7 separate regions of the Mus musculus genome follow, and all the other regions are linked to region 5. Evidence: chromatin loops called from intact Hi-C (ENCODE). Cell type or tissue: heart. All regions are shown on one strand. Each heading gives the region's core, and the rest is flanking DNA. Links, peaks and the distances in the headings are about the cores only. Region 1 has its middle 36 kb from the start of Alas2. Region 2 holds the start of Apex2 (apurinic/apyrimidinic endonuclease 2). Region 3 holds the start of Maged2 (melanoma antigen, family D, 2). Region 4 has its middle 21 kb from the start of Tsr2. Region 5 has its middle 60 kb from the start of Gnl3l. Region 6 holds the start of Gm33991 (a long non-coding RNA gene). Region 7 holds the start of Tsr2 (TSR2 20S rRNA accumulation).

What was found. Hi-C counts contacts between places; a loop is a spot of excess contacts. Peaks named below come from ENCODE experiments on the same cell type or tissue, not always from the same donor. Only the 100,000 strongest peaks of a DNase experiment are listed, where the experiment ranks them.
Region 1: it touches region 5 in a loop (4-fold over the local background); 18 of 42 quality-filtered maps call a loop at or near these places.
Region 2: a loop joins it to region 5, with 2.1 times the contacts of the local background. A loop is called at or near these places in 2 of 42 quality-filtered maps.
Region 3: a loop joins it to region 5, with 9 times the contacts of the local background. A loop is called at or near these places in 6 of 42 quality-filtered maps.
Region 4: it touches region 5 in a loop (13-fold over the local background); 19 of 42 quality-filtered maps call a loop at or near these places.
Region 6: a loop joins it to region 5, with 13 times the contacts of the local background. A loop is called at or near these places in 10 of 42 quality-filtered maps.
Region 7: it touches region 5 in a loop (3.0-fold over the local background); 5 of 42 quality-filtered maps call a loop at or near these places.

What each region holds. Positions count from the first base shown.
Region 1 is chrX:150,509,007-150,513,349 of GRCm38, reverse strand. It overlaps a transcript of Apex2 not described here. Among named protein-coding and RNA genes, the nearest start is that of Alas2, 36 kb to the left of the region's middle. In heart, for the core only: a CTCF peak has its summit at 2,516; no DNase peak of the experiment used is centred there; H3K27ac peaks cover 398 bases.
Region 2 is chrX:150,586,255-150,590,597 of GRCm38, reverse strand. Apex2 (apurinic/apyrimidinic endonuclease 2) reads left to right here and starts at 2,443. Exons shown (of 6, transcript NM_029943.2): 1 at 2,443-2,675; 2 at 3,472-3,555. The coding sequence starts at 2,522. It also overlaps a transcript of Pfkfb1 not described here. In heart, for the core only: a CTCF peak has its summit at 1,945; DNase peaks (open chromatin) are centred at 2,027 and 2,417; H3K4me3 peaks cover 2,013 bases; H3K27ac peaks cover 1,892 bases.
Region 3 is chrX:150,810,940-150,815,282 of GRCm38, reverse strand. Maged2 (melanoma antigen, family D, 2) reads left to right here and starts at 938. Exons shown (of 13, transcript NM_030700.3): 1 at 938-1,054; 2 at 2,546-2,612; 3 at 2,969-3,460; 4 at 4,101-4,343. The coding sequence starts at 2,568. In heart, for the core only: no CTCF peak of the experiment used is centred there; DNase peaks (open chromatin) are centred at 1,612 and 2,192; H3K4me3 peaks cover 2,777 bases; H3K27ac peaks cover 1,882 bases.
Region 4 is chrX:151,115,856-151,120,198 of GRCm38, reverse strand. No RefSeq gene overlaps it. Among named protein-coding and RNA genes, the nearest start is that of Tsr2, 21 kb to the right of the region's middle. In heart, for the core only: CTCF peaks have their summits at 2,576 and 3,212; no DNase peak of the experiment used is centred there.
Region 5 is chrX:150,954,836-150,959,178 of GRCm38, reverse strand. No RefSeq gene overlaps it. Among named protein-coding and RNA genes, the nearest start is that of Gnl3l, 60 kb to the left of the region's middle. In heart, for the core only: a CTCF peak has its summit at 2,518; DNase peaks (open chromatin) are centred at 2,088 and 2,398; H3K4me3 peaks cover 814 bases; H3K27ac peaks cover 1,805 bases.
Region 6 is chrX:150,707,868-150,712,210 of GRCm38, reverse strand. It overlaps Gm33991 (a long non-coding RNA gene), which reads right to left and starts at 1,637. Exons shown (of 3, transcript XR_387093.1): 1 at 1,553-1,637; 2 at 708-900; 3 at 1-233. In heart, for the core only: a CTCF peak has its summit at 2,587; no DNase peak of the experiment used is centred there.
Region 7 is chrX:151,095,026-151,099,368 of GRCm38, reverse strand. It overlaps Tsr2 (TSR2 20S rRNA accumulation), which reads left to right and starts at 2,826. Exons shown (of 5, transcript NM_001164578.1): 1 at 2,826-2,940; 2 at 3,114-3,204. The coding sequence starts at 2,857. In heart, for the core only: a CTCF peak has its summit at 2,799; a DNase peak (open chromatin) is centred at 2,828; H3K4me3 peaks cover 1,452 bases; H3K27ac peaks cover 1,014 bases.

The DNA.
Region 1 (4,343 bases), core at 235-4,234, 450 kb after region 5:
CCTGTGGTCTAGCTTTCACTGTTTCAGAAAATACTATTCAGGCTGCCAAGAGAGGGCAACTATTAAACACCCCTACCAATCTGCAACTCCTATGAACCACGACAGTTACCAGCATGGAAGGATAGTAGAAAGATGCAATAAATAAGTGGCTCTCATATCATTGATGGCAACCAATAGCTGTCTAATTGGTCTTAAGGCCCACTCAACAGTAGAGAAATCATATCTGGTATAGGAAACCGAGGCAGCTTCTCCAGGATAATGAGGGCCCGGACTTTAGAAAAGAATCTACTACCACCAGTTTGCTAGATAAGCATAATTCCTTTTACATTCTAAATCTGATCCTTCTACCCACAGATAACTGTAGCTACCCCTCATCAAAGAAGCCTCCCTTTCCAACCAATGGGAGCCGTCAAAGAAAACCACAACTGGCTATAATGTAGCGATCAACAAATCATGGGGAACCCAGCCCCAACAGATATACCCTCAGCACAGCTGCTGCTTTTATATAGCTCAGGGAACATTGCAGAAGAGGGGCTGTAAAGATTCTAAGAGCCACAATAGTAGGAAGCCTGCTGTCAGCAACCAGTCCTAGAAATGGCTGTGTAACAGGAGCAATGGCATTATTGGTGGCATATGTTAACACGGAAGGAGGAAATTTTGCAGGGTCTCACCCCTAGGCAGAGAACTATAGGCAGATATGTTGGGAGAAGGAGAATTAGCCTCTCAGGGATGTGCCCTCTTACTAGTTGCCCTAGTGCTGCATGGTCAGCCTTGAAACCATATACACATAAACAACAACTGACTCAGAAGGGTGTGTGTGTGTGTGTGTGTGTGTGTGTGTGTGTGTGTGTAACAAATATAATCGAACTGAGAGTGGGGATGGAGGTGCTGAAGGGAATAAACGAGAGGGAAGTAATGTATTTTTATTTCAATAAAACCATTTTTTTAAAAAAATTAAAAATTTAAAAAGTTTTTTTGATTTTTAAAAAATATTTAAGCATTTCATTTACATTTGCATTGTACTCTGATAGTTGACCAAATAGTAATACCTATTAGAAATTTGGACAGTCAATAATTTGGCTATATTTTTCTCATTTTAAGAGGATTTCTTGGGAAATGTTTTGGTGCTGGGGTTCATATTTTTGTTGCTGTTTTTTTAAAGGTAAAAGAAATTCTGCTCCTCCCCTTAGCTCTTTTCACTCTACCTGACTCCATGATAAGACAGTCTTGTCAGGAATTCTTCAGACTTAGGGTGTGTGTGTGTGTGTACTGTGTTTGTCTCTCTGTGTGTGTCTCTGTATGTATGCATGCATGCATGCATGCCTGTGTGTCTGTGACTGTGTGAGTTTGTATATGTCTATGTATATCTCTCTGTGTGTGTCTCTGTGGACCCTTTAGAATTTAATGCGAATACACTAGCAGGAGCTAGTACATACAAAGCGTGGGCTTTCCAAAGGCAGGGCTTCCATGAATAGTACCTGCCTCTGTCTCCTCTGTATCTCATGCCTTTTCCCCACCCTTACTTTAGTAAGACAGGAAGGGAAGGGGCAAGAGAGCAAAAGAAGGTGGTGGATCATGCTATGACTAATCAAGAATAATATATCCCAGAAAGAAAGAGAGGTGGGATGGAGTACAAAGAAAGATGTCTGTGCTGCTGAGGATGTGACTAGTCAGGACCAAATTGATGCAGATATAAAGGCAAAGATACATAAAAGTAGACGTCATCTCACTCCCCCTCACCAACAGACTTCGCTAATGTTTGGGGGTGGGGTGGGGTGGACTACAATGGCAGAGAAGTAGACTGCAGTAAGAAGAAAAACCATTTTGCAGCCTGCTTGCTTTAGTCCAGTATTTTTCCATTTCTCTCTTCTCATGACCAGAAGTCTAGACAGGAAGCAGAGGTCGGTTACCAAGGAAACTGAAGCTGAGTGTGCTTGATTGGTTACCTTTGAGATAAAAACAAAATTGCTATTCAAAATGTAAGCTCTTGTGGAGGATGGGCAAATACTAAGCATATAGACGTCTATTAATCCTTATAATTATTTTGTAGGGAAGCATGCACAAACACTTGCGCGTGCGCGCGTGTGCACACACACACACAAAACATTTTCCTACAGGGTTAATTGGGAGTTGCTCTTCAGAAAGACCTTGAATTCTGCCTCTGGTCCCTTCTATTCTTTCTGCCAGCCCCATACTCTTAGTGTCTAATTGTACCCCATGTCTGAGTCTGATGAAATCCTGACAAGACTGTCTTCATGAAGTTATCTGGGGTGGGGGTGGGGGTTGAGCTTAGGGTGGGAACAGAATTTCTTTTAGCTTAAAAAAAAAAAACCCAACAAAGATATGAACCAGACATTTCCCAAGAAATCCTCTTAAAATGAGAAAAATATAGCCAAACTATTGATTATTCAGATGTCTAATTAAGAGGTATTAATATTTGGTCATCTAGCAGACTGCAGTGCAAATGTAATTGAAATGCTTACTTTGCCATTCCTTATACGTTGCTGCCCCTAGTGTAATAAATAGTAACTGCATCTTCTGGACTGCTGAAGGCCATTAAAGTCCTCCCATCCTCCATTTGAATGTTATATACAGAACTTTAGACGTGTATCTATATTTTTCAACACAGTTGAATATATCTGCTAATGTTTTTTATTACAAAAGACGAAAAGAGGTGGTCAGACAGGGCCTTCTGATTCTTCTGATGCGGAAATGATCTGTGGCAACTACTTTCTGATATGTTTGTCTGAGAATCAGTGTTCACTTTTGACAAACACACCCTTTTTATACTCTGAAATAACTTCAGAAGATCCATGCTGATGTCACATGTGTCCTAATAATGAGATTTCCAGGGAATTTGAAAGTTAATGTGAAACCACTTTAAAGTTTTATGCAAACAAGGTGTATTCATATCTGTCTACAGTGTCTTCTAAGATTAAGACTTGGCCGTAGACTTGAGTAGGGGTGTGTGTGTGTGTGTGTGTGTGTGTGTGTGTCTGTCTGTCTGTCTGTCTATGTGTCTGTCTGTGTGTCTCTGTAAGCATATTCCAGGAAGTTGAGCTTACAGTGATAAGAATGCATAATGGGTTGGGGATTAAACCTAGCCTCCTCACATGCCTTAACTGTCCTAAAATTAGCTCTGTAGACAAAGCTGGCTTCAAACTCCCAGAAATTATCTGCCTCTGCCTCCTGGGTGCTAGGACTGAAGGTGTGCACCACCATTGCTTGACTCAACCTGTTTGTTTGTTTGTTTGTTGTTTGTTTGTTTGTTTTGAACACAAATCAGGACCCAGGATTGGCACCAGACATAGTGGGCTGGGCTGTCTTGAATCAATCATTAATTCAAGAAAATGCCCTACAGGCTTGCCAATATGCCAGTCTGTTGGAGGTATTGTCTCAATAGAGGTTTCCTCTAAAATGACTCTAGCTTGTATCAAGTCTATCAAAAACAAACAAACAAACAAACAAACAAACTAACTAACTAACCAGGATAATAAGGATGGGGGACCCAAAGAGACCCCCCAGGACAGGAAGCAAGGTTTTATTAATACAAAGGCTAGAGGCGGAAGGTTTTCTTCCCTTGTTCCCTTCAGCATTTGGTATGGGGATCAGTGTAAGCCATCAGTGATTTACGAATAAGCAAGAAACCCCACAGCCAATGTATGAGGACACAGAAGCTTTTCTTTTCCTTCTTATTTGTAAGCAGCTGTCGCTCAGCTGAGCTGACCCGCATGCCTGTTCAGGAGGTGCAATAAAGGCAGAGCTGAGAGAAACAGCATAGGTTCTTGAGGTTCAGGTATGTCCTAATGGGAATTATTAATAAGCAAAAGGAAGATATATTTTCTTTCATGTAAAGCTTGCTTAACAATTCTATATAAATATGGGCTAAAATAGAGCATGGTTGTTGAAATGAGTCTTGAAATACTTGCTTTTGTTTATTTATTTATCTTGGGTTTTTTTTTGTTTGTTTGTTTGTTTTTGAGACAGGGTTTCTTCATGTACCCTTGCCTATGTGGGTACTCACTCTGTAGACCACGAACTCCCAGAGATCCACCTCCCTCTGCTTCCTGAGTGCTAAGAGTAAAAGCTTGAGCCACCACCCAGCGAGATACATGGTTTTTAAAACTTATTTCTCCCATTACTGCCTGGCTTCTCTCCTTTTCCTGTGTCCCTTTCTCTAATAATTCATTATGTCTTTGTGGTTATCTGTACAGGAAGAATCACTTGTGTGCACACGACAAAAGCCCTTTGAATGAACACGTAAGCGTCTCAATCCAAGATTGTGGGTGTATCAAAATGGATCTGCCTTCCATTTTGTATTATACTTGACATTTTCTCCTTAA
Region 2 (4,343 bases), core at 292-4,291, 370 kb after region 5:
CAACTTAATACACTAGAGGCGCGGTCAGAGATACACTTTCTATTGTGCATTTAATTTAAAAATATACACAGACTACGGACGTAGAAGCTAGGCTGGGAGGATCACACAATCACGGCCAGTCTGGGCTACAGAGAGTTTCAGGCCCCCATGGGAAGCACAGTTAGACTCATTTTCCAAAATTACAATCAAATCAAATCAAACAAAAATTGGAATTTCAAAGATAGTAAGGGATTGGTCTTTTAGGCTAGCGTCCTAAAGAGTCAAGTACAAGAGGATTTTAAAATACTGATAGTAAGGAGAGGGCAACATTTGGAATGCAAATAAATAAAATAAGTAATTAAAAATAAAATGTCGACAGTTGAATTACATATGCATATCATCATTCCCCAACTCTCCCATCCCCTTTGAAGTAGCTAAACCAAATTCCTATGCAGAGAAAAATCTTCCAAGGAGCCTGAAGCAAGGATTTTGACCTGTAAAAGACCTGTCTACTTTTCCTTTATGCTCACCTACCTGCTCTCTTAGAGGCTTTTTCTTCCATCGCTAATTATCCAATGGCTCTCTTGCATTTACAGACCCCCAAAGCAGGTCCGGTGGGTGGCATCAAATAGGAAACCGGGAGACATCCGTTGGTTCCTGGGAAGGCTGAGGAAGCACCCTTGTTAAGGGGTGTGTGCAGTGTTGAAATATTAGCTGCTGTACTTGCCAAAGAAGTTCCTGAGCCACCCAGAGACTTTTCTCTTCAGTCCAACCATGTGTTGTTCACCGTGCCCCAAAGGTCAGTACTAATATTAACAAGCCACTGGAGAATGGAGAAATGAAAACCAGCTATTGAGGTGAGCAAGATCTGGATTTCTTTGGGACAAAGCTTTATATTTATCTGCCTTTAGTGCAGTATGGGCAAAATCCCTTGCTTGAAAGCAACTGGTGACATGAAGAAAAATGTTCATTTCCCTTGTCCTAATTAACCCACTCCTGGGATTTGATCTTTAGTCAGTAACTCCCAAAGCATGGAAAAGCTCAAGGCACAGAATTTGAATTACAGAGCTGTTTTTCTGATAGCAGTAACTAGTGACCTTTAAGTCCGATGGGGGTGGGGTGGGGGAGGGGCAGCCTACTGTGGCTCTGTATAGCCATGAAGACGATGGCTCAAAGGCTGTGAAATTCTGAGGGTGTGTGCATTCGAATGGGAATAACTTTGTAGCAATTTTCAGTGGAAAAAAAAAAAACCCTTAGGATGCAAAGTTATAGTTTTCCTGGAAATAGGGCGATTCCTGTTAATTCTGTTTCTGTGGTCACAAAAAAATAAGTCGAGAACTCATCCCTACTGCCCTGCTTATTCATCCATTTGCTAAATATTTATTCCGTTATCATATAAGGTGGGTCAGAGATGGCCACTGCATTCAGGCTGCTGGCAGTCTAGTGACAACGGAAATCAATGGGGGTTGTGCACTGTGGTAAATACTGTGCCATGGACCATAAAGTGCAGTGGTGCCCACAGGAAAAGACGTAAACACAGAGGTGTGTGGACAAAAAAAAAATCAATTGTTTACCTGATTAAGAAGGGTTTAAATCTTGGCTCTACCACTTCTGTGAGGCTGAGACGAATTTATTCAACTTCTACTTAGCTTCAGTGCCTCTTCCTGGATTATCCTAAGAATGAAAGGACACGGTATAGACAGGAAAACCATAACTGCATCGGGAAATGATACTATTCTGGAGCTTAAATGGTCTAGGCCTCGATTTTGCTCATCTGAGAAATGGAGCCAAATGCAAGTCTGTCTTATGCTTTGAGAGTCAAGACAAACATGGCTATACAGGGAGGATTTGAGGCAGTCTCCTTCCTCCAGACTCCATTAAAACGGAGGCTAGCTAGGTTCTTAATTGCTTAACGGAGAAAGTTCCCTTCGCCACTGCCCAAAAGGACTCCAGGGTCTGCAGAAGCCCCTCAGCCACCGCCAGGGGCCGCTCACTAAAGCCAGAGTCCTGTCTCGATCCGGGTAGGGCGTTGGCTCAGCTTGTTTCCCCAGAGGCCTGCCCCTTGACAAAGGGACAAAATCCCATTTGTCAGTAACCTGGCGCATCAGGGGGTACTTTTGTAGTAGAGAAGAGCAGTCAGATTCGGGCGTCCAGGCCAGCATGCGGCCAGAAGAGAAGGAGCCCAACCAGAGACGCGCCTCTCACCAGTTACTCTTCCCAGGTTTTGGTCTGGGTCTTGCTATGTAGCCCAGGCTGGCCTTGAATTCATTACTGACCCTGCCTCAGCTTCCTGAGTACTGGGGTGACAGGCTCGTTTGATCAAGCCCGGTTTTCCTACAGCCTCCACCTTAGTTCCGTCTCCCGCCTAAGAGAACTGAACTCGAAGTCCCGCCCTGCTTGCGTCCTGCCGTCGGAGGGGGCGGAGGGGAAGGTGAGAACGCCCGGTGGAAACGCGAGAGGAAGGCGGGGAGCCAGCTCACTTCCGGGCAGCAATGCATTTGCCCGCCTAAGCTTCCTTTGGGAAACTGTACCGTTTACCAAAATGCTGCGCGTGGTAAGCTGGAACATCAATGGGATCCGGAGTCCCCTGCAAGGCCTTGCATGCCAGGAACCCAGCAGCTGTCCCACGGCCTTGCGACGCGTTTTGGACGAGCTGGATGCTGATATTGTCTGTCTCCAGGAGACCAAAGTGACCAGTGAGCATTCGAGAATCCAAGATCTCTACGGTGTTTTCCTTTTGATGCTAACCTTTGTTCTGTCTCATTTCGCGTTTCGTTTTCCTATACTTAGAATCCTGCCCTTATACCCATCTGAAAGGCCTGATCCTTTTCTTTCTAAACAACCCCACCCCAGCTAGAACCCCTAATTCCGACTCCTGGCCTGCTTTCCCCGTTGAAACCCTCATACACAGATTCCCACTCATTCTATAGCCCGAACTCTGGGCCTTGAATTTTCTCCTTTCATTCTTCTAAGCCAAACACCTCAGTTTTCCATCCCTGCCCCCACCTCAGTCCTTAATCCCCACCTAATCTCTGCCTTTAGCTCAGACTCTTAATTTCTCCTTCCCATATCTCCAATTCCTCTTTTCTCTCCACCTCAAGGCCCTAGATTCATTCCTCTTTGATATCTTACCTCAAATTTAGACCTAATTTCTTCTCCCATAATTCCCAGCTCGAATTCCCTAATTCCCTCTCCTACCTCCCACCCTTCAGGTCCCCAATCTCCACTGCCAGCATCTGTGAGTACTTTAATCTAAATCACAAGACTTAGCTCTGATTTGCCCTCCTCTGCTTCCCTATCTAATTTGAATATAATTTTCTTTCCTGACTTTCCCATCTCTCTAGCTCCTGTCAACATAAACACTTCTCCTGACCCTCAATTACAGCTCTGATGTATGCTAACCTATAACTGTAATTCCAGTCTTTCATGGGTCCATGGTGCTAATTTACCTCTGACTTTATATTTACTTTTTTTTCTTTTTTTTTTTTTTAGGAGATGTACTGACAGAGCCCCTGGCTATTGTTGAGGGTTATAACTCCTATTTCAGCTTCAGCCGCAGCCGTAGTGGCTATTCTGGTAAATGAGGTCTTCTGGGGGTATTTATGTTAGCATTGGTGATGGAGAAAAGGAGTGTTTTGGTATTTAATAAGAAGGTAACATATTTTGACTTTTCATTTCCAAAGCAAATGCTGCTAATTTTAGGTCATATGAAACCTCATATTTATGCACCGAAGTTTCCTTTTGTCCCTCAGAAGTATAGTAATGTACTTCTTCTGAGTTAACTGTATAAGCACTGGACCTTAACTGCCAGGGTTCAAGTCCTGGCTCACATCCTCTCTGTGTTTTCTGACAAGTTACTTTACCTTTGTGTTTCAGGTTTTTCACTGAGAAAATAAGGATAATGGTTATTTTCTAGGCTCTCACAAGGGTTTAGACATAGTCTTGCATGAGGTAATAATGATAGCTAATTTTTCATCAGCATTTGCTATGTATGTGTAAAATACATTATTATTGTTCTTGTAAAATATAACATTATTCTGTGGCTTTTTTTTTTTGGTTTTGTTTTTTGTTTTCGAGACAGGAACTCACTTTGTAGACCAGGCTGGCCTCAAACTCAGAAATCCACCTGCTTCTGCCTCCCAAGTGCTGGGATTAAAGACGTGCGCCACCACTGCCCTATTCTGTGGCTTTTTAAGAGGAAACTGAGGCCTCAGATGCTTTAAGACGCTACAGAGCCATGTATGGCCCCTGAGTTAGGAGGATTGTCCTTACTTTTTTTTTTTTTTTTTTTGATTTTTCGAGACAGGGTTTCTCTGTATAGCCCTGGCTGTCCTGGAACTCACTTTGTAGACCAGTCTGGCCTC
Region 3 (4,343 bases), core at 11-4,010, 140 kb after region 5:
TCTGACTATTTGTGTATAAGAAAGATCTTGAATTTTATTTCTATAACTACCGTGAATTATAGTTTATAATAAGCTTTTTCTGGGTCTGCATTCACCTGCTCTATTGCTAATGATATTTTGTCTACTTCTCTTTGTCTTTACATTTTATCTTGTTCTCATGAAGACACCCAGTTGTTTATGTGAATTTATCAGGCAACAGAAGTGCCATTTCAAACTAGTGAAAAACGTTATTGAGGGTGAATCTGTCAATGCCATAATAAAAGTCATTACTTTGTACAGTTAACTTACGCTGAAAATGGTAGTTTTTTCAAATGAATTGAATCAGCAAAACATAATAAAACAACAAAACAGTCCAATATAGACACCAGGATGGTCCTTGTAGCATTGTTTGTAATAGTTCGAAAAGGGGGAAACAACCCAGAAAGTACACGAAGCTGAACTAAGTAAATAAATTATAGGACAGTTATACAAGAAAACATTATACATTTCTAAAAAAACATATGCTAAGGGAAAGAGGTTTGAATATATAACTTGAAAAAAAGCAGTTACAGAACAGTAGGTAACTAGTATAGCCGGTGTAGGGAGAAAGTGCACATAATCAGACTACAAATTAAAAAATTAATGGAGGAATGTCTATCAAAGTACTCAATGTCATGAGTATTTCTGAGGAAGGAGATTAAAGATAGCTTTTAATTTTCTGTTACATATTTCTGCATTTCTCTGGTTTTCACATGACAACACACTACTTTTGTAGTAAGAAAAATAACGATATAAAATAAATAATTTCAATGAATGAATCGTTTTCGTGGGGGCAGTTTGGGTTGGAAGGGCTTCAGACCGAACCTGGTACAGAGGCATAAACATGGGCTTTGGCGTCAGACAGCATTGAGCAGGGCCCCATTGCCCCACCCCCGAGGAAGGGGGCGGGGGGTAGGGGGCTGCGGAAAGGGGCTGGGCTGGGCTGGGCTGTCTGCAGCTCTAGTCCAGGAGGCTGAGACTTCGAGAGGGACTGAGAGGAGCAGGCACACGCATCCCAGACTCACTGGAGGACAAGGTGAGGGAACAACATTGGGCTTTCCTGGTGAGCAGACAGTGGTTCTAACTACCTGAAACCTATAGCTGGGCAGGTGGGCAATTCTTATTTGACCACTATAGCTGGAGCAGAAGTGCTGCATTTGATGCGGTGTGAGAATGAGAACGACCAAGAAAGTAGTAAGCTGTATATGAACTGGACAGCAGAGACTGGCAGAGGTGGAGGGGAGAAAAAGGGGAACTGTGCATGCTTGGAGGAGAAGGAAGAATATGGGGAAATAAGAAGGGGAAGGCGAGATCCAGGGACAAGAATAGGGGATGCAGAGAAGGGTTAAGGGACACTGGGGAGGGGGGTTGCATAGGTAACACAGAGAAGGATGTAAGGAATGGGAAGAGATTTCTGTAGAGTAAATAGGAAATGCGATGGGAAATAGGGAGTCCGGAGTTAGGCAAGGGAATAGGGAGGGGGGGAATAAGGAGTGTTGAGGGGGGAGGGGCAGACGGGCTGGGACGGAGGCCCCCTAGGGAGGCGGAAAGGGGCGGGACCACTTCCGGCCTTTAGTGGGGAGGGCAGTATCTGAGTTTCGGAGGGGCTTGGAGAGAGTGGACACACTCGGGAATTGTAGGAGGACGAGGTAAGTCATGGGCCCCAGCTTTGGATGAGAGCCTGCTAGGGGTCGGCCCCACCCTCTGGGATCTGGAGAAAACCTGCCTTAAGAGCCAAATCTTACCGAATCCATCCAGCTAGGAAGGGAGGGGACTGGACCCCGTTTGGCTGGGCCTAAGATGGAATCACTAGTTCAATCCTGAGTTGAGGAGGGGGTGTTACAGGGAAGGAGCCAAACCAATTTGGGTTTTACCGTTTGGAGGGGGGCGTGTTAGGATAAAGGGCGGGACCTGGAGGCTCTGTGAAATTGATAGGGTGGTTGTGAGTAGGGGAGGGGCTAGGACCACCAGACACTGCGACAATTTGGATGGAAGGTTTGTTGGGGAGGGGGCGGGGCTGAACAGCATTGCGGACCTGGAGAGGGGCGTGTATAGGAGTTGGGTGCTGGACTGAGACCGTGGACATTGCGCATGCGCTTTATGTATAGCTAGAAAGGGGCGTGTTGAGAAGGGCTCGCAGAGACTGGGCCAGCTGCTGAATGCGCATGTGCACGGTGGACTTCAAAGAACGGGTTTGTACTGGGAAAGCAGGCGGGGTTGAAAGGGCGCTGCAGAAGACGCGCATGCGCACTCTAAGCCTGCGGCTGGGGGGGGGTGCGCTGGGAAAAGGGGGCGGGGTCCTCAGAGCTGCCGCGCTGGCACATCTTCCTGGAGGAGGGGAGGGTGCGGCTGCAGAGAACTGAGACCTAGAGACAGAATTTCTGTATCTGAGCACCTACTGGTTGGGGCTCCGGGAGGGGCTGGGCTTTGGGGCCCTAAAGAAGGTGAGGATCAGCTTCTAGGCAGAACAAGGGATACGACGTTCAGCGGGCTCTCCACTTGACCCAGGCCTTCTCTTTGAACTCAGCTTTGCTAGGTGAACTTGAGACATGTCTGACACAAGCGAGAGTGGTGCAGATCCAGCTCGCTCTCAGGTAAGACCGATACCCCCCCCCCCCCTTTCTTGCTGCTTGCCTTTCAAGCCCCTTTTGCTGCCCTAAATCCTTGGAGCTTCTCCTCCCATCCTTGTCATTCTCCACCCACTTCTTTGCCTGGGTGCATCCCCTCTCCCCAGTGGAGGGGAGGCCAAGAGGAAGGGAGAGAGGGTGGGCGGGCCCTTGGTTCTGTCATTACTTTTTAACTGGGAAGCCTGTTTAGGCTGGGGTGGTCAGAGCACACCACAGGTAAGAGTCTTTACAGGTCAGAGAAGTGTAGCCACCTAATTTTGGGACCATTTGCCTTGTTGAGGGGTGGGAAGAAGGTCAGTGAACTTCCTTGCTTTCCCTTGCAGGGCAAAGCTTCAGAAAAGGACAGCGGCTCCGTGATGCAGGACCTGTTGACCGTGACCCAGAACTTGGAGGTCTCAGAAACACCAAAGGCAGAAAAGGCACCAGAGGTTTCAGAGGCTGCAAAGGCTCCAAAAGCCTCTGGGAACCCAAAGGCGACAGAGGTCTCAAAGGCCCCAGAGGCGTCTGAGGCAGCTGCCACCCAGGCCTCACCTACCACACAGCTGAGTGAGACCCAAGTTCTGGCAACTGAAAACAAGAGTCCAGCAGCTGACACCAAGACGCAGAAGTCTGACCTGCAGGCTATGACAATGCCTACAACCCCGACCAAAAAGGTCAGCTGTGGTACCGATCCAAAGGTCAATACAAAGGCTCCGGAGACTGAGGCTCCTGCCTCTCAGGCTGGGACAGATGAACCAGAGCCTGAGGGTACAGCTGTCCAGGTTCAGGAGAACCAGGATACTCGGCCCAAGGTCAAAGCCAAGAATACCCAAAAGGTAAGACATACCCATCCTTGCTTCTCCACAATCTTCTTGTTCATTTGTCTGCCAAAATTAAAACAATTCCTGTGTTCCTGAAAGACCCAGCGCACACTAACAGGAGTGTGTCACAGTTCTTGTATCCACAGAGCTCACAGGCTGGTGGGGAGATGAGGCAGGCATATACATAGCTTCATGCTGACTGGAATGCAGCTTTTTATATGTACAGAGTAGCTGTACACTATAGACCTTGAGGTAGGCTTATTCACATGTGTAGTCTCATATCTGAAAGTAACTCCTTATGGTACCATTCTGTATGGCAGGAAACTGATGCCCAGAAAGAAAGAGGACTGGCTCGTCAATGGTGCTAGAAGCAGAGTCAGGTCAGGGGTGGATGTGGGAAGACGAAAGCCTCAGGCCTTATTTCTGACTTGTTCCTGATCCACTCAGGGAGGAAATTCCCAACTGGTAGTCAGTGATAAGCCCATGACTCAGGATGGCTAGTGTCCAGTGAGGCAGAGTCTTACTACAAGGGCAGGGTTGTGGGGATGTATCCTAGAAGAGACAGCGTTGGGTGTGCTTTCCAGAAGAGACTGAGTTAAGAGAAAGAGCCACCTGCACCACTTGCTGATATTGACCTTCCCCTCTTTCGATGCAGGGGAAACACCCGGATGGAGAAGAGGATGGCAACAGTGACCAGAGTCAGGCTTCAGAAGCCACAGGTGGTCGAAGGGTCTCAAAGGCCCTAATGGCCTCCATGGCTCGCAGAGCTTCAAGGGGACCCATAGCCTTTTGGGCCCGCAGGGCATCAAGGACTCGGTTGGCTGCCTGGGCTCGGAGAGCTTTGCTCTCCCTGAGGTCACCTAGAGCTCGCAGAGGCAAGGCCCGAAGAAGAGCTGCG
Region 4 (4,343 bases), core at 269-4,268, 160 kb before region 5:
GAGGAATCTACAGATTGATTTCCAGAGTGGTTGTACCAGTTTGCAATCCCACAAGAATTGAGGAGTGCTCCTCTTTCTCCACATCCTCTCCAACATGTGTTGTCACCTGTGGTTTTGATCTTAGCCATTCTGATTGGTGTAAGGTGGAATCTCAGGGTCGTTTTGATTTGCTTTTCTCTGATTACTAAGGACTTTGAACATTTCTTTAGGTGCTTCTCAGCCACTAGAGATTCCTCTGTTGGGAAATCTTGGTTTAGTTCTATACCCCATTTTTTGATTGAGTTGTTTGGGTTTTTGGTGGTTAGCTTCTTGAGTTCTTTATATATTTTGGATATCAGACCTCTCTATCAGATGTGGTAACCCCACATCTGATTTTTTTTCTGAATCTGTAGGTTGCTGATTTGTCTTATTAACTATATTCTTTGCGTTACAGAAGCGTTCCACTTTCATGTGGTCCCATTTATCAATTTTTGATCTTAGAGTGTGAGTCACTGTAGCTCTATTTAGTAATTTCTCCCTGTGCCAATGAGTTCAAGGCTCTTTCCCACTTTCTCTTCTATTAGATTCAGTGTATCTGGTTTTATGTTGACGTCCTTGATCCATTTGGACTTGAGCTTTGTGCAAGGTGACAAATATGGTTCTATTTTCATTTTTCTACATATAGACAGCCAGTTAGACCAGCACCATTTATTGAAGATGCTTTCTTTTTTTCCACTGTATATTTTTGGCTTTTTTTGTCAAATATCAATGTGTGTAAGTGTGTGGTTTTATTTCTGTGTCTTCAATTCTATTCCACTGATCAACGTGTCTGTCCCTGTCCCAATACCATGCAGTTTTTATCACTATTACTCTGTAGTATAGTTTGAGGTCAGGGATGGTGATCCCCCCCCCCCGCCTTTCTTTTATTGTTAAGAATTGTTTTCGCTATTCTGGGTTTTTTCCCTTTCCAGATGAATTTGAGAAGTGCTCTTTCCATGTCTTTGAAGAATTGTGCTGGAATTTTGATTGGGATTGCATTGAATCTATAAATTGCCTTTAGTAGGATGGCCATTTTTACTATGTTAATTCTTCCAATCCATGAGCATGGGAGATCTCTCCATTTTCTGAGATCTTCTTCAATTTTTTTCTTGAGAGACTTGAAGTTATTGTCATACAGAACTTTCACTTGTTTGGCTAGAGTTACTCAAGATATTTTATACTATTTGTGGCTATTGTGAAGGGAGTTGTTTCTCTAATATCTTTCTCAGCCTGTTTATCCTTTGTATAAAGGAAGGCTACTGTTTTATTTGAGTTAATTTTATTTATTTATTTTTGGGGGGAGGGGTCGAGACAGGATTTCTCTGTGTAGCCCTGGCTGTCCTGGAACTCACTCTTTAGACTAGGCTGGCCTTAAACTCAGAAACCCACCTGCCTCTGCCTCCCAAGTGCTGGGATTGAGTTAATTTTATATCCAATCACTTTGCTGAAGTTGTTTATCAGCTGGAGAAGTTCTCTGGTAGAATTTTTGGGGTTGCTAATGTATACTATCATATCATCTGCAAATAGTGATACCTTTCTTTTTTTGCCAATTTGTATCCCCTTGACTCTTTTCATTGTCTTATTGTTCTAGCTAGCACTTCGAGTACTATATTGAATAGAAGAAGCTCAGATCAAAGGCCCAGAAAATGTTTTCAACAAAATCATAGGAGAAAAGTTCTCCAACCTAAAGAAGAAAATGCCTATCAACATATAAGAAGCATATAGAACACCAAATAGACTGGACCAAAAAAGAAAGTCCCCTTGGTACATAATAATCAAAATACCAAAAATACAGAACAAAGAAATAATATTGAAAGTTGCAAGGGAAATAGACTAAGTAGCATATAAAGGCAGGCCTATTAGAATTATACCCAACTTCTCAATAAAGACTCAATAAAGCCAAAGGGTCTGGACAGATGTGCTGTAGACTCTAAAAGACTAAGATGCCAGGCTAGACATAGTACTATACCCAGCAAAACTCCAAATTAATATAGGTGGAAAAAACAGATATTCCATGATAAAACCAAATTTAAGCAATATCTATCTATAAATTCAGCCCTAGAGCAGAAGATGCTAGAGGGAAAACTTGAACCTAAAGAGTGAATAATCCAGGCTCAGTCCTTTCTGCTGGGACAGACTGCTAGCTAGTCTGCTCTCCTGAAGACACCATATCCTGAGGCATCCCAGAAGGTGGTACATGTCTTTAATCCTAGCATTAGGGAGGCCAGCCTGGTCTACAGAGTGAGTTCCAGGACAGCCAGGGCTATACAGAGAAACCCTGTCTCAAAAAACCAAAATAAATAAATTAATTAATTAAGAGGAAAATAGCGGTCACTTTTGGAGGGACTTCCCTTTGCAGAAAGATTTAAGGAATACTGGATCTGATAAGGAATTGTTAGGAATGGCGATGGTGGCATTACAGGAAGTGAGGGGTTTAGGAAAATGGTATTACAGAAAAGTAGAAAATGGTATTGGATGGAGGAGAGGATCACTGAAAAAGAGCAAAAGCTGGGAGACAGCCCTGGCCACTGTTGGTGGCAGCTCAGGGAAGCCCCCAGTGGAAAAGGACTGTTACTGCAGTAAAGAAGGGCTACTTTTGGATTTGTTCAATTATGGAGGCTTACATCTTTGAATATTGAAGTCCCTATCACATTAATTTCACACACATTTGTTTTAATTGGTGGTGGCTCGTGCCTATAATCTCAGCAGGAAGATTGCCACCAGTTCCAGGCCAATCTGGGCTTCATGCAGGCAAAACATCTGTCCATACACATAAAATGAAACTGCAAATTTAAAAAGCAAGCAAAATCAAAGCATTTATTGACCGTCTACCACGCATTATGTTCTGGGACGGCAGGCAGAAGTAAGATGAACTGAGTCCCTGTCCTCTCTGTTTATTCTGGTTAGGAAAAGACAACTAACAATAGCATGGATATGTGGTTATATGAACAAACTTCAACTTTAGAAGTTGAAGTATTCATGATTTTGTATTTCTCCAATTAAATGAAAACCACTGTAGGTTTGGACTTTTATTCACCAACAAGTTGTCCATTACCGTGCTCTTGGATGTTTGCTTCCTCTAGCTTATCCAGGAATTGATACACACAGCAAAGGAGGCTGCTCAGATACAAAGGGGTGGGGACTGAAGGATGTTCTACTGCCATGACTGTCAGTGTATGTCATTGCCACAACGTGTCGCTATTGACCACTAGTCAGCTTCCATCTGCCGCTGCGGGCCTATCTGGCCACTTTTCCTACTATATACTTAAATACTCCTCAAAGACAGTACTTGCTCTGTGGCCCTGGGTTCAGACTGAGGCGGGGTTTGTCTGTCATAAACTCCCATTCTCCCCTTTCCCCACGATTTCCCCAGGCATTCTCTTTCAAATTCTGAAATTCCTCTTCTTGCGGAAAAGAATTTGGTTCCCCCTAAGGACATTTCTATAGCAGATTTCTGTTATTGCTGGTGTTTTTGATTCTTCATTCAAAAAAAAAAAAATCTTCCAAACCTAATTTCCCCAAAGAAGATCCAGGCTCTAGTGGACATTTATGTTGTACTTGGTCTCTCAGGATTCATTAACTATTCTTTTGATAACAGAAATCATGTTGTGGGCAGTTTAGTTTAGGGTTTTGTTTTTGTTTTGTTTTCTTTTTGTTTTGTTTTTTTTTAAAGACAGGATTCTACTGTCTCCCACAGGCTGACCCAGAACCAGAGGTCCTCCTACCCCTACCCCCTTGAATTCTGGAATTGTGTGTGCAAACCCCTATCTCTGTTGGAAGATGGTTTTACTCCCTGGTCCTGAGGATGGACCCCAGGGCTTTGTGCACGATAGGCAGGTGCTCTACCATTGATTTACACCCAGACCTTATAGGGTTATACAAATGACAATATCTTCCCATTGGATATGATTTGGGGCTGTCAACTGTGGTATCCTGCCCTCTAGTAAAATTAAATTAAATTAAATTAAATTAAATTAAATTAAATTAAAAAATGTACACAGGCCCCAAGTCAGCTCAATTTAGATTAAGGTAGTGCATTTCCCAAATTCTAATGCCCATACAAATCACATTGGGGTCTTATTATAACCTAGTTCCAAGTCAGTAGGGCTTGAGAGCCTTTGGGCCTACAAAGCTCCCAGGTGATACTGGTCTGTAGATTATCCTTTGAATAAAACAGAAGTGAACAATAGCTAGTATACCTTCATCCAACTACAGCAACCTGGAAACCACATTCTTCAGTATTCCCTTTCATTCTCCATTCTGGAAGAAAAGGGAAGGGGTGATTTCCGTTCAAAACATACACACAGAGACACACACACACACAA
Region 5 (4,343 bases), core at 57-4,056:
TGGTTGCTGGGATTTGAACTCAGGACCTTCAGAAGAGCACTCAGTGCTCTTACCCTCTGAGCTCTCTTGCCAGCCCCTTCTGTGTGTTTTTTTTTTTTTAACACGCATTGTGATTTTTAATTTTTGTGGCAAACCTTACATTTAGATGGGGATTGAGGCTGAAGGATCTAAGTTCAAGACCAGACAAAGGAAAATACATTTGAATATCTTAACATGTTAATGCTGCAAATTATAGTTCCTCTTCCCTTCGCTCTGAGTTTGCTGTTTTTGAAAGCCTTAGTGTTTGTTAGGTGACTTTTCCAAACTAATTTTGTGAACACTGTATTCCTTATGTGTACTCACTGAAGTCTCTCTTTCTTAGTTGGTGTTTTTATAGAGATTTCCTAAACATAAAGAGCCAAAACACACATACACTCCCTCCCCAAAGCCTCCAGCGAACCAACAACCAAATTTACAAAAAATGCCAAAAGTAATAGAGAAAACTTATCTTATTTTTGCAAAAGCTGCTCTGTTTTAGGGTAGTGTTGCCTTAAGAGTCACTCAAGGTGATGGCCCAGTTCTTTTCTGAGCACATTTTCTGAATTCTGCCATTTATGTTTTTCTCTTGAATATTCCAGTTTCTCAAAGAAACCCACCTCAGCTTTGCTCGCAGACTTTAAGTGGTCCAGTTTACATTTTGGCTCAGTCTTTTACTCCAGGCATCTATGCATTCCTAGTTTTTCTCATATTAATTTTGAGGAATTCAATCTCATTTTTTAAATAAAAAATCATTTATTTTTTGAAAATATCATACATGTATATGATGGGGCTTTTCACTTAAAGTTTTTCCTACACTCTATTTTGATCCTTTTTCCTCTCCCCTCCCGAATTCTGAGTGGGGTGAAACAGAGTCCAGTGTCCTCTGTCACTCCTCCAAATCTCAGCAAGTTAGAACACAAGTGAAGGGTAACTTACCCAGCGAGTCTGCTTTTTTCCCTCAGAACCAAATGTCAGGCTTACACATGGGAATTCAGGCTTCTCTTTTCAAGACCACCTATGTACTGGGGACCAAGTAAAGATTCTGATAAGCTTTCCTATTCTGCTGGCTGGTTTGGTGTCAACTTGACACAAGCTAGAGTTACCAGTGAGGAAGGAGCCTCAGTCAAGGAAATGCCTCCATCAGGTCCAGCTGTAAGGCATTTTCTTAATTAGTGATCAATGGGGGGGGGGGGGGAGGGCCCAGCTCATTGTGGATGGTGCCACTCCTGGGCTGGCGGTGCTGGGTTCTATAAGAAAGCTGAGCAAGTTATGGAGAGCAAGGCCAGGAAGGAGTAATCCCTTCATGGCCTCTGCATCAGCTCCTGCCTCCAGGTTCCAGCCCTGTTTGAGCTCCTGTCCTGACTTCCTTCAGTGATGAACAGTGATATGGAGTGTAAGTAAGCCCTTTTCTCCCCAACTTGATTTTCAGTCATGGTGTTTTATCATACCAATAGTAACCATAACTAAGATACCTACCATTTTAAAATTGCCTTTTTAAATTCAACATTTGTTTAGTTGCTGTAAACCCTTTTCTTGGTTCTTAGTGCTTTGACAAGTTGGTTTCTGCTTAGTCTGCAGTGTTTTTATGGAGAAGTAAGACTTTTGAGGTGTCTGTGTATCATTTGGATAATGTACTGCCCCCACCACGGAGTATCTTTTCATATCAATTTGTAAGTATGTAGCATAACCTGTTTTTGTTGTTGTTGTTTGTTTGTTTTTTGAATACAGCATCCAGACTGGCCTCAAACTCGTGATCCTCCTGCACGTTTTAAACCAATGGACACAGAATCCCCGACAGTTCCTGACTCCCGATGGTCTTGGTTTAACAAGCCCTGTAGGTAATTCTGACGCATTACCCTAGGTAGGCCTCCGAGGTTTGTATGCATTTACAGAAATGGGCTTACTGCGGGGAGAGCTACTGCAGGAACTCTTTTTCTTCCCAGCACCCCATTCACCAGATGTTCTCCACTAGCTTCCAAATTGCATCAGCCTAGCGTTAGCCTGCCCTGGTGTTCACACTCAGCTGGCTAGCAGCAAGGAGGGCGGAGCCTCATCTGGATGTCTGGAGGAGGGGGCCACCAGGCTTTGGCAGGGTGGGCAGTCTGTGCTGTAGAGCTGTGGATATTGTTAAGATGGGGCCAAACAAGTAGTTGGCTTGGAGACTGTAGCTTTTTGTGTGTGCCACTGTCTTTTAGAACCTCGAATTTGGAGGATGGCCTTAGTACTAGATTTTCTCCATTTTTTTTTTTCAATTACGGGGAAAAATCAGAGGGGAGGCCCTGGGGCCTATGGCAGTGACGGTCCATCATTGGTCGGTGGCGAGTGCGCATGCGAACCACTGACAAAGACGTCATTGCAGCTGGAGGAGACTGTGTGAGGAAGGTGTGAGAGCGCAACCTGGTGGGGATTTCGTGCCAGCGGTGCAGACCACTGAGAGTCCGCCCAGAAGGACAGAAAGGGAGGAGTCTTGGACGCCAGGAAAAAAGCTGGGGCTGGGCCGGGGAGAGGTGAGCCCGCTGTCCACCCGAAGGCGACCGACCAGGCGAGTCGCCACCAGGGGGTGACCATGCCTGCAAAAGACTCCAAGTGGGCTCCACGCAGTCTGCACCATATGTTTTGAAAGCTTTTTTTTTTAATTTATTTTTTTATCCTACCTTTCTTGCCTCGACATATGAGAGAAAATGGATACTTGGTGGTGGCTTGGCCTTTGTCAGAGCAGCACTCAGTGAAGAACTGATAGAAAACAGACATATGATTAAGACCCTTGACTGAAAGATGAGACTGGCTAAATAAGTCAACAGCTGGAGGATAATTCATAAATGACAATGTTTGGATCTTAATTTTTAACTTCACAGAGAAGAAAATTTAAATGTCCTCCTAGCCAATCCTATGCCCCCACAATTTTTACATTGTTGCAATCAGAGTATACACATAGCCCTGTATCCTTAGTTACAGAATAATAATTTTTCCTTGTTGCTATAGAATCTCCACAGCTTTCATCCCTAAGCAATAGTTGTAGACAGCTGTGCTTAACCCTTTTACTTTTGTTGGATGCGAAGACTGCTTCCCAGTCATTCATCAGAGAAACAAAGGGCCCCACAAGGGATAATTTTGTGTTTAGAATGTTTATTTCTCAGGAGGGGACACAGATAAATGGTCATTGATTCTGAAGCAAAATCTCTGGGAAAAATACCATGAACATTTTTTTTAGGCTTTTGTCGACCCGCTTTCCCAAAAGGGATTATACTAGTTGACATCAGAGGTCAAATCAGAAACTGACTCTGGTGACGCTGGGTCTTGTCTGTCTCCAGGCTGGGTTTAATTTTCCTGCCCTGCTGCTCAGCTCAACTTTATTATTAGTCTTGACCTTTGGGGCAAGGCAAACACACACCAAAGGTTCAGGGACAACTTTAGCAACTGTGACAGCTGACATGAGCCACTGCAGCTCATGTTTCAGGCTTGAGCAAGTGGCTTGGATGAATTTGCTTCGCTGAGAGGGAATCTGAGATGACGAACAGGTTTGGGAGGGAGCAGATGAGATCAGTTTTAAATATGTTTAGTTCTAAGTGCCTTTGGGACATCTAAGGGGAGGTAGCTAGGAGACAGGAGTACATATGGATAAACAACAGCCTGCCCTTCTCTGAACTCCCAGGGCCCCCTGTCTGGATCTCTGTGGCTTATGTTGTCTGTTACCTTGCAGTGTGCCCCAGGAGCTGCTCCTTCAGGCTGGGATAAAGGCCTGCTTTGTGTGTGTGTGTGTGTGTGTGTGTGTGTGTGTGTGTGTGTGTGTGGTGTGTGTGTGTTTTCTTCTCAGGGCCTAGCACAGTACTTTCCAACTTGAAAGCATTGGATGATTCCTGTTGGTGTGGCTCTCACTCGAGAGGAAAAGCTTAGGGAACTTGATTGTGTTCCGGGAAGGCTTCCTGTAAGAGGTGGCATAATGTTACTGTTAATAATTATGACCATTTGTTGTATCATATATACCACATGCCAGTTACTCTGTTACCTACATAGTCAGAGATGCCACTTCTTGCTTACCATCCTTACATCTCCTTGTATGTAGAGTCCAGGACTTCTACTTACTGACAGCTCTTGCTAAACAGCTAAGCAAGGAATAACCATGCAGCCCATCTTTCACTTTAGGGCACAGCACCCAACCCAAGGCCACTACCTGTGAGTGAATGGCCCAGCTTTAGTAGATGAGGTGGACCAATCCGATCTGCTCTCCTTGGGAATGTGAAATAAGAGATGCAGAGGGATGTTGCCAGTTAGTTGTGGGGAGCTAAGCTGAGAGGTCCAGTACACCAAGATGTTGGTTGGGTTGG
Region 6 (4,343 bases), core at 256-4,255, 250 kb after region 5:
GGCTCAGTTTGCCCCTAAGCTTCCTGACAGCTGGAGCAGGAAGGAGGAGGGAGCTGAATTCCCATGTCTTCATTTTCTGCAGAAAGGGAGGCTCTGGGACATTTCTAAGTGGACACTTGTCTTGGACTAAAATTCCAGAGGAGTTGATCTTCACACTAGTTGAGCAAATGTCCGGAACCAAAAGTTGCCCGTGATTTCAGGAGGGTCGAAGAGGCTCATTCAGAGGCACCATTCTGAGTGGTAGGGAGAAGAGAGGGAAGGAAGGCCAGAAGTTGTGTCTCAGAGGAGAGCCCCACTAGCCTGCCCTGTCTCACAGCAGAAAGGAGAGGAGAGGAGCCCAGCTCTGCCACTGTGTCTGTCTCTGTCCTCCCCACCCACCTCACTGGTCTCAAGAGAAGGAGACTATGGCTCCCCGTGGAGCTGGGCCATGAGAGTCCTTCAGACACAGGCCTTGGCTGGGGTGGGAAGTGAGGCAGGGAGAGGTTGTGAGTGGAGAACAGACCCTCTACCTCATGATGCTGGGGGCTGAGGGAGCACTGGGTCTGGCAGGCAGGGTGTGATGGATGGGGGCAGGGCAGAAGCTGACCAAGGGGCTTGGGACAGAGTGACAGTGAGCAGCAGGAATGGCAAGCTAGGCAACTGGGGCAGCCCGGAGTGCCAGGGGCTCCAGGTCTCACCCTCCCCACACATTGCCCGGAAGTTCTTACTGTCTCCATTCATGGCTGTTCTCTCTGCTGAGCTCTCCGTGCCACATGCATGCCCATACAGGTGAGGGTGACTTGCGCCCATCCACACCAGGATACAGAGGGGAGAGACCTGTGTCCATATCATCTTCTCCCCAATGCTGCCAGACCAGTCTGTCTTCTCCAGCTCAGGCATCATGGCCGACTTCACCATCCACTATGATGTGGGCATGGAGGACATGGGAGGCAACAGGCAATGGTCACAGATCAACATCTCACCATCTCATACATTATTCCTCTTCCTCCCTGTATATCTGACTTCATAAAAACCTATACACAGCAACATAAAAGTTATACTCATTAACAGGACCTCACCTAATATTTCAATATGCACACATTCTTTGATACTATCTACATCTTCAAACATTTACCATTTCCTCAGTATAAAGCCCGGGGTGGTGGTGCACGCCTTTAATCCCAGCACTCGGGAGGCAGAGGCAGGCGGATTTCTGAGTTCGAGGCCAGCCTGGTCTACAAAGTGAGCTCCAGGACAGCCAGAACTACACAGAGAAACCCTGTCTCAAACAACAACAACAACAACAACAAAACCAAAACCAAAACAAAAAAAACAACTTTTCAAAATTCTTTCTTCACTCTTTTAGAAATGTCTAGTATATTGCTGTCTATGTTCCCCCACCATGCATCTTGCTCCAGTCTACCTCCATATTAACATTTCCTTCATTCCACATTCCCTTTCCTGGTCTTTTGTGTCTACTGAGTCCTCCCTTTGCCCTCACTTTAACCACCACTGCGTACAGGTAAAGCTGACTGGCACCCATCTAATAAGACTGGAAGAAGCCTGTACTTACAACATCTACCATTCACTACTTTGATGCTCGTGGCTTTCACCAAATGATGAATCTTGGAAAACTTTAAGGTCCATCATTGGAGATGTGCAGGTGAGAAGACCTGGGAAAATACCAAGAAAATGGGCTCCGGAATGAACATCTTTTCTCTGTTCCCTGGTTACATGAGTAAAGCCAACTCCCATACTTGGCTAAGGTCTCTAGATTCAAAGTAAATGGAATATTTGACATGAAAAAAAAAACATATAAAGGCATATGTGTACTAAACAAGGTAAAATTGAGGCTTCAGATGACTGAATTGGATGGAGTATGTTGCCAATGTTGTCAATATGCTTCATTTTCTGAAGGAATAATAACAAATTCCTACCACCAAAAGCATTAGAATGGGAAGCAGTAACATACATTTGTAGATATTTACAGTTTGTGATAGCAAAACAGAGCACATCTAGCCAAAATAAAAGGAGAATTGAATTAACCTTTGTGGATGAAGCTTGTGTGTGTGTGTGTGTGTGTGTGTGTGTGTGTGTGTGTGTGTGTGTGTGTGTGTAAAATAAAGGACATTGATTTTTCTTTACATAGCCACGAAAACATGTTCCTGAACAATCCCTGAGCTTTATTTGGTCTCTTCCTTCTAATTTGGAAACATCAGCATTAGTTAGACTTTACTTCATGTCGTGGATGAGCTAATAGTTTTTCAGAAGGAAAATATGGGGAAATAAGGAACAAAAATAATTGCCCTGGGTGACATTAAGACAGCAACATTAATGTAATAGAATACAAGGGAGAAATTCTAGCTGCTCTGAAGCTGAGAAACCATAGATAAGGAAATAAAAAGGCCACAGGAGGGAAACATATATTTGGGGTGAGATAGAACAAGAATGAGGCCTCCACTTTCTTTTGAAGGGTGTGGCTCTGCAGGGATGGTTCTAGTCATAAAAGATAGTATATGGAGACGAATACTACAGTAGAAGACCATGAAACAGCATGGCAAGTAGAAGGAAGCATTTCTTCCCTCGAAACGAAGCAGAGTATACTGCCACCAGGTGGCTGGCAGAGTCTTATTTTTCTCTGAGGCAGCGGTGATTAGTTAACTATGACTGTTGGGCTTTTCCATTTATGGAAAATGTGAAGTGCTGAATACGGAGTAAATTTAGATCCCCCTTCTTATACTGGAGATATTTAATAGTCTCTTAAAGGGAAAAAATACTATGGGAGGATGCTTCAATGACAGATGTAAACATGTAAAATATGTAAAATATATCTGAACTTAATTACCAGCAGTAAAAAAAATCAAAGCCATCACGTTGAATTGTTAAGTTGTACTTTACCTTCTTTCTAACAGTGACTCTTTCTTTTACTATCACATTGGGTGGTACACACTTAATTTTGTCTATTTATTGACCCCCTTCCCCTTTGATCCTCTTCAGCTACATGGAAGTATGAAGTGGGGGATCCAATATTCCGTGCTGGCATCATTGAAATATTTTCTTCTTATGTGGCTTTTGCTCATTTGCTTGTACTAGTTTCTCATGCATTTCCCTTTTCTGGTCATAGACTTCAAACTTCCTTTCCTAGGAAATATGCCCTTGTTTGTGCACTGCTTTCAACCACAGGAAACATGAATTATTTGCCTAAATCCTATACAGACAATTCTTTACTCTTGTAAAATATGAGGCAACAGGATTTTGGAACCTTGCCAGATACTTGTTCTCTATACCATGGGTGGGGTGGGGTGGGGTGGGGTGAGTAGGTACAGTATTATATTTTCTTTCTAATTTTCAGACCAGTATGTAAGCTTTACATCTTGGCCTATGTTTTACCAGGCTTATCATTTCTCTCTTCTGAGTGTATAGTGACACATAAACATTCTCTATAGTTAAAACTTCCTGATATCTATCTATGTATCTATGAATCTATCTATGTATCTTTCTATCTCTCTATCTAGTTAGAGATAGAGAGATAGAAAGATAAAGTTTCTAGATAGAAAGATTGTTTTGTTATGCTGAGAATTAGTAAGGATTAAACTATTTTAATTAATTTATTTCTTGATACATCCTTCTTTTTATCTTTTAAAATCTAAATATTTATTGGCCTCTTGGCTAAATTATGATGTAAATCCCATTCTCATACTGAAGAAATTTAATGCCATCCGGCAGGATAAAAATGACCTTGGTGGGGATGCTTTACTAGCAGATCAAGGCTTTTAAAAATCAGAAGTCAAGAATTAACATTGCTATTTTCTTCACTAGCAACATCCTGACTGAGATATAGAAAAGGCAAAAGACATTCTAAATAGGGAGATGTCCAATAAAGCTATGTATCAGAGTGGGACAAAGAAGGCAAAAGAGAGGATTTGGAGACTGTAAGGCTTTGGGAGCAGAGATTTACAGATTTCAGGGCATGCATGTGGGGCCTCGGGAAAGGCTGAGACAAAGGATGGACACTGAGGTCATCCAGGAAAGCAAGTGGTTCCAGGAAAAAGATCTGGGGGGGGTGGGGGAGGGGAGGCTAGCTGAGGACCTAGAATGGGACTGGGCTCTTTGGGGAGGATTTCTAAGGTTAATGGAGAATGCTACTAAAATTATTGTACTGAAGACAGAGCACAAAATATGTGTTTATCTTTAGAACAATGAGGCATTTCAGATTCAAGCTGTTGATTATATGGGCAGTACATGGAAGCATTATAAAGCATGCCAGTCCCTCACAGTTCTTTAGCTCATTCACATACATTAAGGATGACATCACCACACCAGAGGTCAGATTACGACAAAACAAACTGTGGCATACCCCAGTA
Region 7 (4,343 bases), core at 302-4,301, 140 kb before region 5:
GGGATTGAACCTGGGACCTCACACATACGAGGCACACACTCTATCTCTGAGCTACATCCCCTAGCCCTCTATGTCCTTTCTTTCTCTCCATCTAGAAGACAAACAGGCAAACAAAACAGAATTAGAAAATAAAAACAGCTGGGCAGTGGTGACACACGCCTTTAATTCCAGCACTCAGTAGGCAGAGGCAGGAGGATTTCTGAGTTCAGGCCAGCCTGGTCTACAGAGTGAGTTTCAGGACAGCCAGGGCTACACAGAGAAACTCTGTCTCGAAAAAAAAAAAAAAAAAAAAAAAAAACAAAGAAAAAGCTTGGGAAATACATAGACACACAGACACACAAAACAAAACCCACAAACCACAAAATCAGAAACTGTAGTATACAAGCAAAAGGCCAGTAGACAAAAAAAAAAAAAAAAAGCTCAAACAAAGCAACACCAGATGAAGTCTACAAAAATACCATTGAGTCCAGTTTTTGTTGGCTATCTACTGCTGCGTGTAGAGCCTGCCTGTAAGAGTGGTTTGTATCCCCAGTGAGAAAACTAGTTTTTCCCCTTTTCAATCAGTTAACTGGAGGTACCTTCCGGATTAAGGATGGGGGCTTGCATCTACCTCCCTTCTAAGCACGGGAGCCACATCTGGTTTACGCTGCTGCAGGCCCTGTGCATGCTGCCACAGTCTCTGTGAGTTCCTGTGTGCATCAGTCCTCTTGCATTTAGAAGGCCTTATTTCCTTCATGTCGTCCATCTTTTCTGGCCCTTACAATCTTTTCCACCTTCTCCTCTGTGGGATTCTGAAGAGGGCTTTCATGAATACATTCCATTTAAGACCAGAGCTTCTCACTCTCAATACATTGTGGGTCTCTATGTTGGTTCCCGGCTTCTGCAAGAGGAAGCTTCTCTGATGGTGGCTGAAAGAGGCACTGATCTACCGGTATAGGAGACTGTCATTAGGTGTCATTTTATTGCTGTGTGTTCCTTTAGCAGAACAAATGCTTCCTTTGCTAACTGTTCCTTTTTCTAAATGCTTACAGAGCTTAATGTGTTCTCTAAACGCTTGTAGTTAAATCTCATTAACTTTGCTTATCATATATCATAATGATCCTAACAATCAGATAACACTGGATGATCATATCACAATGCTGGCTTATCCTGAACCTCTTTCCTGCAGTGTAATCAAAGGCCTGGCTTTACCTGAAGGAGGACAGAACTCCTCAGACTGCTGAGGGCAGTGGTGGGCTGTATCTCCCCCATGGGCTCTTTCTAAATATTTACAGCTCAAACATTTTTGTTGCAAGCTAAAAATGTGTCCCCTAAGTACTTCAGCTACAACACTCAAGGTTCATTTCATAGTGTTTTCCAATTTCCCTTTGTTTTTGTCCTTTGACCTATTTCCATAAAATAGAGTCCATAAGGTTACACAAATTTATGGATTTCACATGTTTCTTTCTCTTACTAATTTCTAATTTTGCTTTGCAGTCTTTCTTTTTTTTTTTTTTTTCTTTTGTGGTCTTGGGATGAAACTCCAGGACCCCAGTATGCTGGCAAGGTAGATAGAAACATTATCAGCCCTTAGTCCTTAAAACATACTAAACGCTGTTGTGTGGAATACTACATGGTGTGTCTTGGAGAATGTTCTTGTGAACTTCAGAAAAATCTATATTCTGTGCTAAGTGTGGTGGTGTGTGATTAGTCCTAGAATTTAGGAGAGTGTGGTAAGAGTCCAATACCAGACATGGCTACACAGTGGAAACTGAAGTTCCTAGAGAAAAGAACAGGTACATCTGTATGGACCGTTCTATAGGACCAAATGACGGAGCTTTGTGGTTGGGGTGAGTAAAAATGTTACAGAGGAGAGACAAATGACCTTGAGCTACTTTTAATCCCATTGAAAACAATTCCTTGTCTTCCCTTGAATCTGAACGAGAAATCTCGTGGTTATCACAACTTTTCAAATACATACTTAACAGCGAGCATCTATGAATCCAAAAGCTAAGAATGTCATCAGACAGTATCTGAAACCTAAGCAGAAATTTCCTCATCCCACTACCTGTAGTCTCTATCAATAGATTTAGTAAATGCTTTGACTTAGGACTTTCTTTGTTCTGTAACTACTAAAATGTCATTTGACCACTTCCACAAAAGAAAATATCTTTCTGGACAACCTGAATCCTGGACATGGTCACTCATATTTGACTCAAGAATGAATTGTTGGAGCTGGAGAGATGGATCAGCGGTTAAGAGCACTGACTGCTCTTCCTAGAGGTCCTGAGCTGAGTTCAAGTCCCAGAAACCACATGGTGGCTCAAAACCATCTGCAATTGGATCCGATGCCCTCTTCTGAGGTGTCTCTGAAGACAGTGACAGTGTACTCACATATATAAAATAATTATTTTTAAAAAATTAAAATTACATTTATTTATTGTGTGTGGGAGTGCCTGCGCCTGTGAATGCCGTGTAACACATGTGGAGGTGAGAGGAAATTGCAGAAATCGGTTCTCTAGTTCCATCCTGTAGGGCTCAGGGACTGAACTCAGTTCTTCAGGCTTGGAGGCAATTGCCTTTATCTGCTGAGCCTCGCAAATGTAGGTTTTCTCGCCCTCGCTATTCTTTTCTCCTTTCCTCTTTATTTCAGCTATGCTTCCTAAGTACTCTGCTCCAGGTTCTCCTTTAATTATTAGGATTTACTGTGGTAAGTGGTAGCATCTACCACTGATGGCGTTTCCCACTGTTCTGGTCTTGCTGCCAGCCAGATTGGCAGAAAACTAAACCACGTTCTGAGAATCGGCTTTTGGCTCCTTTTGCCTGGTGAGGTCGCCCTAGCGATTGGGCTGCCTGGGAGCCACGTGATCTAAACGGATGATGGCGGGCGCCGCTGAAGATGTGCGTGTGCTCTTCGGAGCTGCAGTCCGAGCTGCGCTGGAGGCTTGGCCTGCTTTACAGGTAAGTGAGGTCCTGGCGGGGGGTCACGATTAAGGCTGTGACAAAATAGAAGTTGACCAGGCGAGGCGCCAGAGCCATGGCTGGGCGGTGTAAGCGGCAGACTCCCAGGCCCCGGCAGGCCACGCCGTTCTGGTTTCCATGCTGTCATGGTTGGCTTGGGCCTGTGTTCACAGATCGCTGTGGAGAATGGCTTCGGGGGCGTGCACAGCCAGGAGAAGGCCGAGTGGCTAGGGGGTGCAGTGGAGGATTACTTCATCGCCAATGGTGAGTGAATGTGAGGTGTTGCTGTCTGTCGCAGTGTGGCGTGGCAGAGCCTCGACGTAGAGAGCCCGCGTTTGATGAATGAATCGTGACTTTGAGATCAGAATTGTGTCTTTAGAGTGCCTTAGAGGCAATGACACTCAAATGCTATTATGCTGGAGAACGCATTTTGCCTTCCAGAGAGTCATTTTCCTACTTTCTAAAATGGTTATGGAAAGATCCGACGAAAAGAACTATTCGAGTCATATCTTGTAACTTAAAATTGCTGGATGAGGGGTGGGGGACAGCTCCGTGGACAAAGGCCAACAAGCATAACAGTCCGAATTTCATAGCTGGGACAACATGGAAGGAGAGAACTGGTACACGCTTAAGGTGTCCTCTGATTCTCCCTACACAAGTAAATATAATTTTAAAATTGTTGGGTGAGGAGTGTAGCCCAGTGGTAGAGCACTTTCCTAGTCTGCTCGTGTCCCTGGGCTCCAACCCTGGTGCCACCAAAACTAAAAGCAGTACCTCTGATAAATAAAAGGCAGCCAGGCCCTGTGGTGCAGGCATGTACTCTCATATTCCTGATGCAAAAGGACCTCAAGTTCAGATTCACCACAACCTTGTCTCATAATAAAAATAATATAAAGACTTGGAGATATAGCTCAATGGAAGTGCTTGCTTACTACACACATGTGAGGCTCTACACTACTCATACTACCACAAATGAATAAATGAATGAAAGAAGCAAATATTATAGTGTTATTAAATTCATATCCAAGGTCTAGCATATGGGCCATGTTTGTGATTCTAGCACCAGGGAGACGGAGACAGGGGAATTGCTCTAAGTTTCAAGCTCCATATCCCCAAGTTGTCCTTATGATAAAAGAAGGGGCTGGAGAAATGTTCAGCTGTTAAAAGTGCGTCCTGCTCTTCCTAACCTGAGTTGGGTTCTCAGCTCACAACCACCTGTAACTCCAGCGCCAGAGGATCCAAAATGTTCCTCATCTGTACACATGTGCATGCACATACATGTAATTAACAAATAAGTAACACAGGGCTGAAAGGATGGCTCAGCAGTTAAGAGCATTTGTTCTTGCATTGGACCTCGGTTCCGTTCCCAGCACCTACATGGTATCTCATAGTTATCTATGACT